Linked DNA regions of Mus musculus: region 2 is linked to region 1. A link is a contact called in ENCODE Hi-C data. All regions are on one chromosome and are shown on one strand. The core of a region is the stretch at or near the end of the contact, and the rest is flanking DNA. Distances in the headings are between cores, read along the strand shown. Region 1 holds the start of Smim5 (small integral membrane protein 5). Region 2 holds the start of Qrich2 (glutamine rich 2).

Evidence for each region. A loop is a pair of places that touch in the nucleus more often than their neighbours do.
Region 2: a loop to region 1 is called in a map of T-helper 17 cell, with 2.1 times the contacts of the local background. The contact joins the promoter of Qrich2 here to the promoter of Smim5 in region 1. A Hi-C loop is called at or near these places in 1 of 37 maps with a recorded cell type or tissue (T-helper 17 cell).

The regions. Positions count from the first base shown.
Region 1 is chr11:115,898,130-115,902,898 of GRCm38, reverse strand. It overlaps Smim5 (small integral membrane protein 5), which reads right to left and starts at 2,760. Exons shown (of 3, transcript NM_183259.3): 1 at 2,557-2,760. The region is part of intron 7 of Recql5 (RecQ protein-like 5); the gene reads left to right.
Region 2 is chr11:116,451,640-116,456,281 of GRCm38, reverse strand. Qrich2 (glutamine rich 2) reads left to right here and starts at 1,935. Exons shown (of 14, transcript NM_001033267.2): 1 at 1,935-2,217; 2 at 2,629-2,743. The coding sequence starts at 2,699.

The sequences.
Region 1 (4,769 bases), core at 1,511-4,010:
AGCAGTGTCAATTCCCAGAGCAGGAAGAAGGCAGGAGGCTGGGGCTGGGCCTGCTATGCAGGGCAGTCAGGCTTTGTTGGTCAGTTACTCCCAGCTTCTCTCGTGTTTTCCCTTGTGCCTTTCCCCACTCCTCTCTGCATTATGCATGGCTTGTGGAGTTGGAGAACTGCAGACCTGTGCCCCGGGCACCTGAGCTCTTCTCTGTAAGAACGTGGACCACCTATTGTGAGCAGCCTCATAACTTTGTGCCCAGGGCTTCTATAGTCATCCCCACTGGAAGCTCGGTGGAACGTGGCCACCTATGCCAGCCTTGGGATGTGACCTGGGGCGTTAGCTCTTGTCTGTGTTACCAGCAGAAACGGGGCTGCAGAGTATGGCTCTCTGCCCTCAAAGGGCTGAAGAGGAACCCTCTTTGCTTGGCAGTTAGTGTTTTGTTATTTTAAGCTCTGACCCAACATAACAAGCACATCTCAGAGGGGGGAGCAAAGGGGTCTTGTTCTCCAAAGAGGAAAGAGGCACATTCCAGCAGGTCTCCAGGCATCTTCCCAGTGGGCTATTTAAAGCAGAGCCAACAGACACTCGGTGCCCAATATAACCTTGCTCCCCAGCCGTGGTCAGGGGGAGAGGGAGCCCTGGAGCTGGGCCCCATTGACTGGATACACCCTAGGTTTGGGTGAAGCCAAGCAAAGCTACTGGTAATTTTGTGTTTCCAAAACGATCAGTCCCAGGTTTGTCCAATTACTTCTAAACCAGACTTTATGCCCCAAACCTGGGGGAACTAGAGTCTCTCTTAATGCTATGTTTGGTAGAACAAATGGTAGCTTTCTCTGGTCCAGGAGGGAGAACAGGCTTGGCTGCCACTGAGGCCCACTGGTGCCCAGGCCGCTTGTGCAGCAGATTTGGAACCTTCTGTGGATGCTCCACAGGCAGTGATCAGAGAGCTAGCACAACAGAGAAGGAAACTGGCCGAGCTGGGGGACCGATTAGTGTTCCTGGGTGTGGCATGGGACATGGAGGTTCTTGCTATATAGTAAGTGTCCTGTAGGCCAGACAGCAGAAGCTTGGTCCCACAGTTTCTCTACTTCCTCCTTGTCTACTTGATCATCCAACTCCAGCTCCCCACACGGATGAGGGCAAGCAGCGTGTCTGTGCCTGATAAGAGTCATGGGGGCTCTCAGCCCCTTTTGTCCGTTGAGGAGCATCTCGAATGAGACATAACCAACAGATGTGAGAGACCTGAGAGGTCAGAGCCTAACCAGCAGGGCAGAGATGCCCACTGTGCCTGTTGAGTGTTTGAGCAACTCCATCAGTGCTGGGGCTCCGGTTTGGAGTCAAAAGTGGGTGCTTGAAGCCTTGGTGGTTCTGCTGCCCTGGTCCCCAAGTTTTCTAGACAATGGAGAGAACTTCCTGCTCTGGTGGCCAATAGAAACTAAGCGAGCTCCTCTCCTGCAGCCATAGAAGCTGGGCCTCCCTCTGAGCTCAGGGACTGCTGGAGCCTGTGTGTCCCAGATGTGGCTCAGCTGCAGTGCAGTCCCTCTGTTGCACACTTGTTAGTATTACCACAGGAGTTAGCTTCCCAGTCCCACACAAACCAGAGTGCACCCCCTCTGCTGAGCCAAAGAGACTCTCGGCCCTCCCCTTGGTTTCCAAAACTGAATGATGTTTTTCTTTCTTACTGGATAACAGTGTGTTTGCTTTGGAAGGGACGTCTCACGGGGACTTGAACCCCAGTGTGAGGACAGGAGGCAGAAGGGCTTAGCAGCCTCCTCTCGTGAGGCCCTGCCCAAGAAGGTTGTGCTTGCCCTGCACAAGGACTGAAGAGAAGAGCTGTCTGGGGGCAACCATTACAGTAGTTAGTGTGGAAGAGACTCTGGGGTCTTTTCCAAACTCATTCATGTAGTCACAAACTCCTTTCCAAACTTGGGGTTTGAATTAGGGTGCATATCCCTGGCTCAGTTTTCAGAGATCATTGCCAAAGGAGGATCAGGGGTCCTGGTAATCTAAGTGGGTGCAGAGACTCCTCCCTAGGATGATCCTGAGCCGGAAGCACACAGCGGTGAGCAGGTCAGAACTCCAAAAGACAGGAAAGCTGCTGCTCTTGTCCAGCATCCAAGTAGGCAGTTCTGCTGCTGGCTCTACCAGCTCCTGGGGCCAGAGGCCATTCAGCAGGCTGGGCACACCTTGTCCTGAGCCTTCTTGAGAACCAGGGAGGGCTCAGCCCTAATCCTTTCGGAAATGGAGGCTCAGCAAGATTGGGGGCCATATCCTAAACTCACTGAATAGAAAAGGTTTAAATGGATGTGTCCAGCAGCCCCCAGCCCCTGTGCCACACACCGAGTAGCAGTACATCCCCCTTCTCTAGTACCAGGTCCCAGGGGAAGAGCACTCAGGTATACACACAGAGGAGGTGACTAAATTCCCATAGGAGAGTGGCCTAATATATCCCCCAAGACGTTCCTCTCCGAGCTCATGCTAAGCTGTGACTCCTCGCCAGAGATACGAGACCCTGGCTGCCCTCCTTTCCCGATCCTGTCACCTCTAGCCAGTGTCTCTTACCTGGGAGCTCAGATAGTGGGGAGCCTCGAAGAGGTGTCCCAGTACAGAGCCTCTATGTACCTCCTGGAAGTCCTTTGGCCACCACCTTTGACTTCTTCACCAGCGCTGCCACTTTCCTGCCTAGGCGGCTGCTTCTCACTCGGGCACCTCCTGGTGCTAGCTCCCGGTTGCTGACAGCCAGCTGCTGTCCAGCTTCAGCGCCTCATCGCTTCAGCTTTTTTGTTGTTGGTTGTCCTGGAGATCTAGGTGTCAAATTACAGTTGTGAGGAGGAGCCCAGGGAGTCCTCCCCTGAGCTTGACTTGCCCTTCACGCCCTATGCCTTTCCCTGCCTAGAGGTCCACTCTGCTCTCTGGATCCCCAGACGGCTCCCTCTCTTATTCTTCCTCCTGTTCTGCCCTCCTCCTGCCTTTGAGCCAGGCTGTAGGCTGTAGGCTGTAGGCGGAGGGCTGGGGTTGGGCTAATGACAGAAGTGGTTGGCTGTGGTTCCCTGTGGAAATAACCCCGGGGGGCTCCGTCTGAGGTTGCCAGAGGAAGAGGGTGGAGTGACTCGCTCTTGGGTGCCCCAGCACCCTCTGGATGGCCTTTTTGGCTTGTGTCCCTGACCACCCTGGTCTGTCTCTTGGGCCACACTCTGGCTGCTCTCTCTGCCCTCTGCCAGAAAGAAAACCGGGCTACAGGATCACCCAAGCACGTCAGCAAGCTTTCAAGCAGCCCTCTGGTGTGGTACTCTGCCATCTACCCAGGGGCATCTGGGGGGAAGATGAGGATCCTAGATACTCTAAAAGTAGTCTGCGCCGGCCATGGTAGTGCACACCTTTAATTCCAGCACTTGGGAGGCAGAGGCAGGTAAATTTCTGAGTTCGAGGCTAGCCTGGTCTACAGAGTGAGTTCCAGTACAGCCACGGCTACACAGAGAAACCCTGTCTCGAAAAAAACAAAAAATAAGTAAATAAGAAAAAGAAAGAAAGAAAAGTAGCCTGCTTGTTTTAGTGAGGGGCCTTGGGTCCTTCTAAGAGAAAGGTCACTGCTGGTCTCGTTCTGCTCAGCTGTCTGCATGACAGCTCTGTTGGCCCATTAACGTTTGTCGGTCTTGCCACCAGCAGACCAGGCTGCAGGGGGAGGACTGACCTCAGCTCTGCAGTCAATGGAGCCCTTTGAATCTGAGCACAAAACCCCAGTGAGCCAGGGCTTGGGGCAGGGTGTAGACAACCATATGGTCACAGTGCCTAGATGCCAAAGCTTCTCAGAGACAGGACAGGCCACCACTGTACAGGCAGAGGGAACATTTGTCGTGTATATTCAGTGTTAGTGGGAGCTGGCTGCAAGAGCGCCCCCCAGTGGCTGTCTCAGCTGTCTTCCTGCCACTTCTATGCAGTTTTAGGGCTGTTCTTCACTTTGCTGGAGGGACCCTACTTCTTTAGAAGGTGGCATTGCAATTTGCTTTCCTTACAGTAGCCTGCTGTGTGGGGTCAGATCCGCAAGCAGTATTCAGACTAAGAAAACCCTCTGTTCCAAAGCTGTTAGTGCCGGCTAATCTTAAGCCTGGGCACTCAAACTGCCCTGCCTCGCGCTGTCTCTTCTGGTTCCCAACCCTGTACCACATTTCTGGCACTAGAGATGACTGTAAGGACCCTGATAGAACAGTGGCCTCTCCCAGGGCCTCAGCCTGGGGATCCGAAAAGAGACTGGCCTCCTGCACCAGGTGGGCTTCCTGCCACCAGCTTGGGCAGGAAGTGGTTATCCGCAGGGGAACATCTGGAGTTAGAGGCTGAGAGGGAGGCTCTAGTGAGGCTCTAGTGAGGCTGGATCTCCCTGGTGAGTGGGCTCACGAGTGACTAGGCATGATGGCCGCTCTCAGCATTGTGTGCCTCTAGCACAGTGACTCTCAGCCTTCCTCATGCTCTGGCGACCCCCAACCATAACATCCTTTTTGTTCCTTCTTTATTACTGGAATTTTGCTAGTTATAAATTGTAATATATGTTTTTTGGTGGATAGTCTTAGGTAAACCCTATGAACGGTCTTTCAAGCACCAGAAGGCTTGAGACCCACAGGTTGAGAATCATCTGTTCCAGGAGCTATGCTAGGTACAGCCTTCAGCCTAGGGCAAAAAGCTCATGGTGGGCGCCAGGGGAAGCCTAATTCCCTCAGGGAAGATCAAGATACCCATGAAAACTGTTTGTGGGAGCTCATGCCTACAGACCCAGAACTCAG
Region 2 (4,642 bases), core at 686-3,185, 550 kb before region 1:
GCTTGGTACAGCCTAGAATGTACCAGTATGGTTTTGTGGACCCTTCTGATCTTCAGCGTAACTTCTTGCAACCCAGAGGAGTTTTGCCTAGGTTAGTCCAGCCTGTCGTGGATCAGGGTGGTCCGCTGCAGGCTGGACTGGCTCAGTCTAGGATGGTGCAGCCTATCACGGATCAGAGAGGCCCGGTGCAGCCTGAAACTCTTCAGCCTAGGCAGGTGCAGCCTAGTACAAGCCGTCGAGGCCTGGTGCAGTCTCTCCTGACTCCGTATGGCCTGATGCAGCCAGGTGCAGCTCAACTTGGTTTGGTGCAGCCTGGCATGGAGCAGCTAGGGGAAGAAAGGCGTGGCTTACTGCAGCCTGGCATGGATCAGCCTGGTTTGTTGCAGCCTGGGACAGATCAGCCTGGTTTGTTGCAGCCTGGGGCAGATCAGCCTGGTTTGTTGCAGCCTGGGGCAGATCAGCCTGGTTTGTTGCAGCCTGGGGCAGATCAGCCTGGTTTCTTACAGCCTGGGGCAGATCAGCCTGGTTTCTTACAGCCTGGGGCAGCTAGGCTGGACAGGATACAGCCTGGGATGGTTGAGCCTGGTGCAGGCCCTCAGGGTTTGGGTCAGCCTGACTTGGCCCCACCTCCTTTTATTCACCCTGGTATATTTCCTCGTGGTATATTTCAACCTGCTACACTTCCACGTGGTTTCAGACAACCCACTCCAACTCAGCCAGACTTTGTAACACCAAGCATAGACCTTCGCTTTCCAACAATGGAGGTTGAACCTCAGCAACCACAATTGCCCCAGTTATATCAGCTTCCTACAGCACTCCAAACCAGGCAAGGTATACTTCCTGAAGGGGTCCATCGGATCTCAGGTCAAAAAGCCAAGACAAGGACAGTTGAAGTTCAGTATGATATAGAAGAGGCTGGCCTGCCTGAAGAAGTCCAGAGAGTTGAGGTGGATACCCAGGTCTCTTGGGAGCTAAGTCACCTTGACTCGGCTGCCCCAACTGCCCCAGAACAAGTTATCACCGACTCCAGGACTCAGGATTCCTGGAACTATCTCCAGCAGTTCTCATCAGTAAGCGAGACTCGTCGAGAGCAGCAGCGGCAGGAGTCACTGCCTCCAAGCTTCCCCATGGCGGTGGAAACACTGCGCCTGATCGGGGAGCTCATCTCCCTCTATTTAGAACTGAAGGAACAGTTGAAAGACTTGGACGAGGAACTGGCCGGCCAGACTGACTTCGAGAAAATCCAGTACCTGATCACAATGATAGGTGAGCATCCTTTGCCACAGAGGGAAAGTAGCCTCGCTCCCTCTCTCCCTGGGGCAGAACACACTCCTACCCAGACCTGACTCCACAGGTGGCGGCGGCAGCAGCAGCCTGTGGGGAGGCCAGATGTGTATATAGCAGAGTGTGAGACCAAGCCAGCAGGATTGGGGTAGACTTGAGAGAGGCATGAAGCAGGCTTCTGGGCCTTTGTCAGGGCAGCAGAGATGAAGGTGTGCAAGGTGAGAGCATAGCACGGGGGGAGGGGGGGCGTCAGGGGGAGAGCTGCAGAACGAAGCTCACCACTACCCAGTCACAGCTCTAGTAGTAGCTAGAGATGGCAGAGGCAGCAGGAGATAGATACCTAGCAGTCAAACACCATGTTGAAAGACACGTGTCCTCTCCTCTTCTACCTCCTTGCCCAATTACTTGATCCAGTGAAAACAGGATCAAGTAATCTACTGACTTGACCTCTGGGCTCAGTTCATTATTGAAAGACTGTAAAACAGATTAAAGAGCCCAAAGGGAATCCTACTCCCTGATGCTGGCCTCCATATCCCGTAGTCAAAAAGACCATACCCCAGGACCTGGCAGAGCAGCTGAAGAGCCTAAAGACGTTGAACAAGGAAGTTCGGCAGGACAAGGCAAAAGTGCGTATGGGAGGGTCGGCTTCCGTAGTTCTAAGTTAACAATCGCGAGCACTGTTAGGAACTCTCTAGCGATGGAGGCCATTGCAGGAGGCTGCTGGGTACCCACCGCCTCACCCATGAGATAGAAGAGGGGCTGAACAAGCAGTCGGCGGCCTTCGGGAAGCCGCCACTCAGGCCTGTCTGACACCTGGCTTCCTCTATGCTTGTAGCTAGAGAAGATACAGAAGTTTGTGGACAGTGCTGCTGACACCACCGGAGGGAAGGGAGTGAAACCTAACCATCTGAGCTTGCAGCTGGGCATCCTCAGGTGACACTCCTTCGCCACCTCGGGGGTGGGGTGGTGGGGTAGGGTGGTGCATCTGGCCTCATGGTTAAGGCTCAGGTATAGAGGCAGCCTTCCACCTCCCCACATCCGGCAATGGTCATTGTCTCTCATCTGGATTGTACCGGCTCCTCAGGGTGTCCTAGTCTTTACAAGATCTGGTAGAAGGACTCCCCCCACCTCAACATTCCTAAAATGGCAGCACCAGGACTGGGAGGAACGCCAGTGTCCCTCCTTGGGCTATGACCCACCACACCACCCCCTCTCTGACTTGGGATCCCTAGACAGAGGCTCCTGGTGGCCTTATTGTGCTGTGTGTCCCACAGCCAGGCCTCTGCTCTTCTGAGCAAAGGGTTCTGGGCAGTGGTGGGACGAGCTGCTCTCTGACCGCTCCAGAGTCACCGTGTCTGACATCGAGAAGGAGCTGAACGAGCTGAGAGAGAGCCAGGACCGAGGCAAGGCCACCATGGAGAACTCTGTCTCTGAGGCGTCTCTTTACCTACAGGATCAGGTGAACAGTCTGTGGCCAAGGTCCAGGGCCCCTCCCAGGGTCAGGGTAGAGGGTTGGCAACCTAGCCCTCACCAACCTGGAGACCAGCCATGGGGGGGGGGGGTGTGGAGTCACTTTTCTGTTGCTGTGATAAAATACCATGACGAAAAGGGACTTCGAGAAGATTAGCCCTTCACGGCAAGGAAGGATAGGCAAGTCTGGCTGCCAGAGCCGGAGACTGGCAGGCTACATTTCCACCAACACAAAGGAATCAACAGCCATGGACCAAGTGTTCAAATGCACAGGCCTCGGAGGGCATCCAAAGCAGTGCAGAACAGTGGGAGCACTTGACTGCCGCTCAGCTGGGTCCGAGCAGGGGCACCAATGCAGGAGTTGAAATACAGGCTCCTCCCCTGCCTGATACAGGCTCTTCTCCTGCCCGATTCCTACTGTGTATTTCCTTTAATTTATATATCATAAAACACATCTTCAGTTCCAGCACTAGGGAGGCGGAGGCAAGCAGATCTCTGAGTTCAAAGCCAGCCTGGTCTACAGGGTGACTTCCAGGACAGCCAGAGCTGTACAGAGAAACCGTGTCCTAAAACAAACAAACAAACAAACAAACAAACAACCCAAAAGAGCAAAACAAACAAACAAAAACACCTTTTAATCATATTTTGTTATTTTTTTAATAAGTTAACATTTTACATCATTTCCTCCTTCCCTTTCTTCCTTCCCACAAGCTGTCCTATATACACTTGGTTGTTCTCTTTCAAATTCATGGCTTCTTTTTCTTCCATTCTGTGTGTGTGTGTGTGTGTGTGTGTGTGTGTGTGTGTGTGTGTGTGTAAAAATATAAAAGTGCATCCTGCTCGTTCCGTGTAGTGTTCCTCGTCCGTATGTTGTCAGGACTGGCCATTGATATTGGCATGATTCCCCTAGAGAAGACGCTCTCCTGATCTCAGTATTCCTGGCTTGCCCATACTTCTTTGTGAGGCTGAGAGGCCCCAGGAGCGCTTCCTGCCCCTCAGTAGCTTCTCTATGGTGTCAATCTTGTTTGACAATTACTTTTAGTAATGTGTGAGTGTGTGCATGCGTGAGGGGAGGAGAGTTGCTCAGGGAATTCTGAGGCACAGGACCCCTGGAGCTGGAGTTACAAGTGACCCCCTGATGTGGATGCTGGGACCTGAGCCCGGGTCCACTGGATGAGCAGCGCATGCGCTTAATCGCGGAGCCAGCTCTTCGACACTCTGTCTTTTATTTTATTGCATGCTTTGGAACTTTTGCCCTCACGTATGTGCACCACATGTGTGGAGTCCTCTTGGAGTCCCAGAAAAGGGCATCAGGTCCCCTGGAGTCATAGATGAGCCACCATGCAGGTGCTGAATCCAGGTCCCCTTAGGGAGCAGTAAGTGCCCTTAGACACTGAGCTGTCTTTCCAACTCTGGCGTCCACTTTCATTGTGACTCAAAATAATCTATTCTGTGGCCAATAGAAGGTTCTCCCTCTACCCATCAGGTGGACAGCTGGGTTGCTTCTCCTAGCTACTAGGATTCGTGCTGATGTGAACACGCGTGTGCCTTTTCTCTTGGGCACGGACCTTGGAGTAGAGCCTCCGCATGGTACGGTGACTGAACACTCAAGAAGTTCACTGGCTGCTTCCCCAGATGAAGCCCTGGTCGGCAGGGCATGCCAGTTTCCGGTTTCCATGTCTTTGTCAACACTTACCCCTCTCTTTTAAGATTTATTCTATTTGTTCTTAATTATTGGAGCCTGTGTGTGCTTGTGTGTGTGTGTATGTTTATGTGTGGTGTGTGTGTGCATTGTGTGTATATGTTTATATGTGTGTTTTGTGTGTGTATGTGTGCCTGTGTATGTATATATGTGTATGCATGTGTATTAGTGTGTGTGTGTATGTAT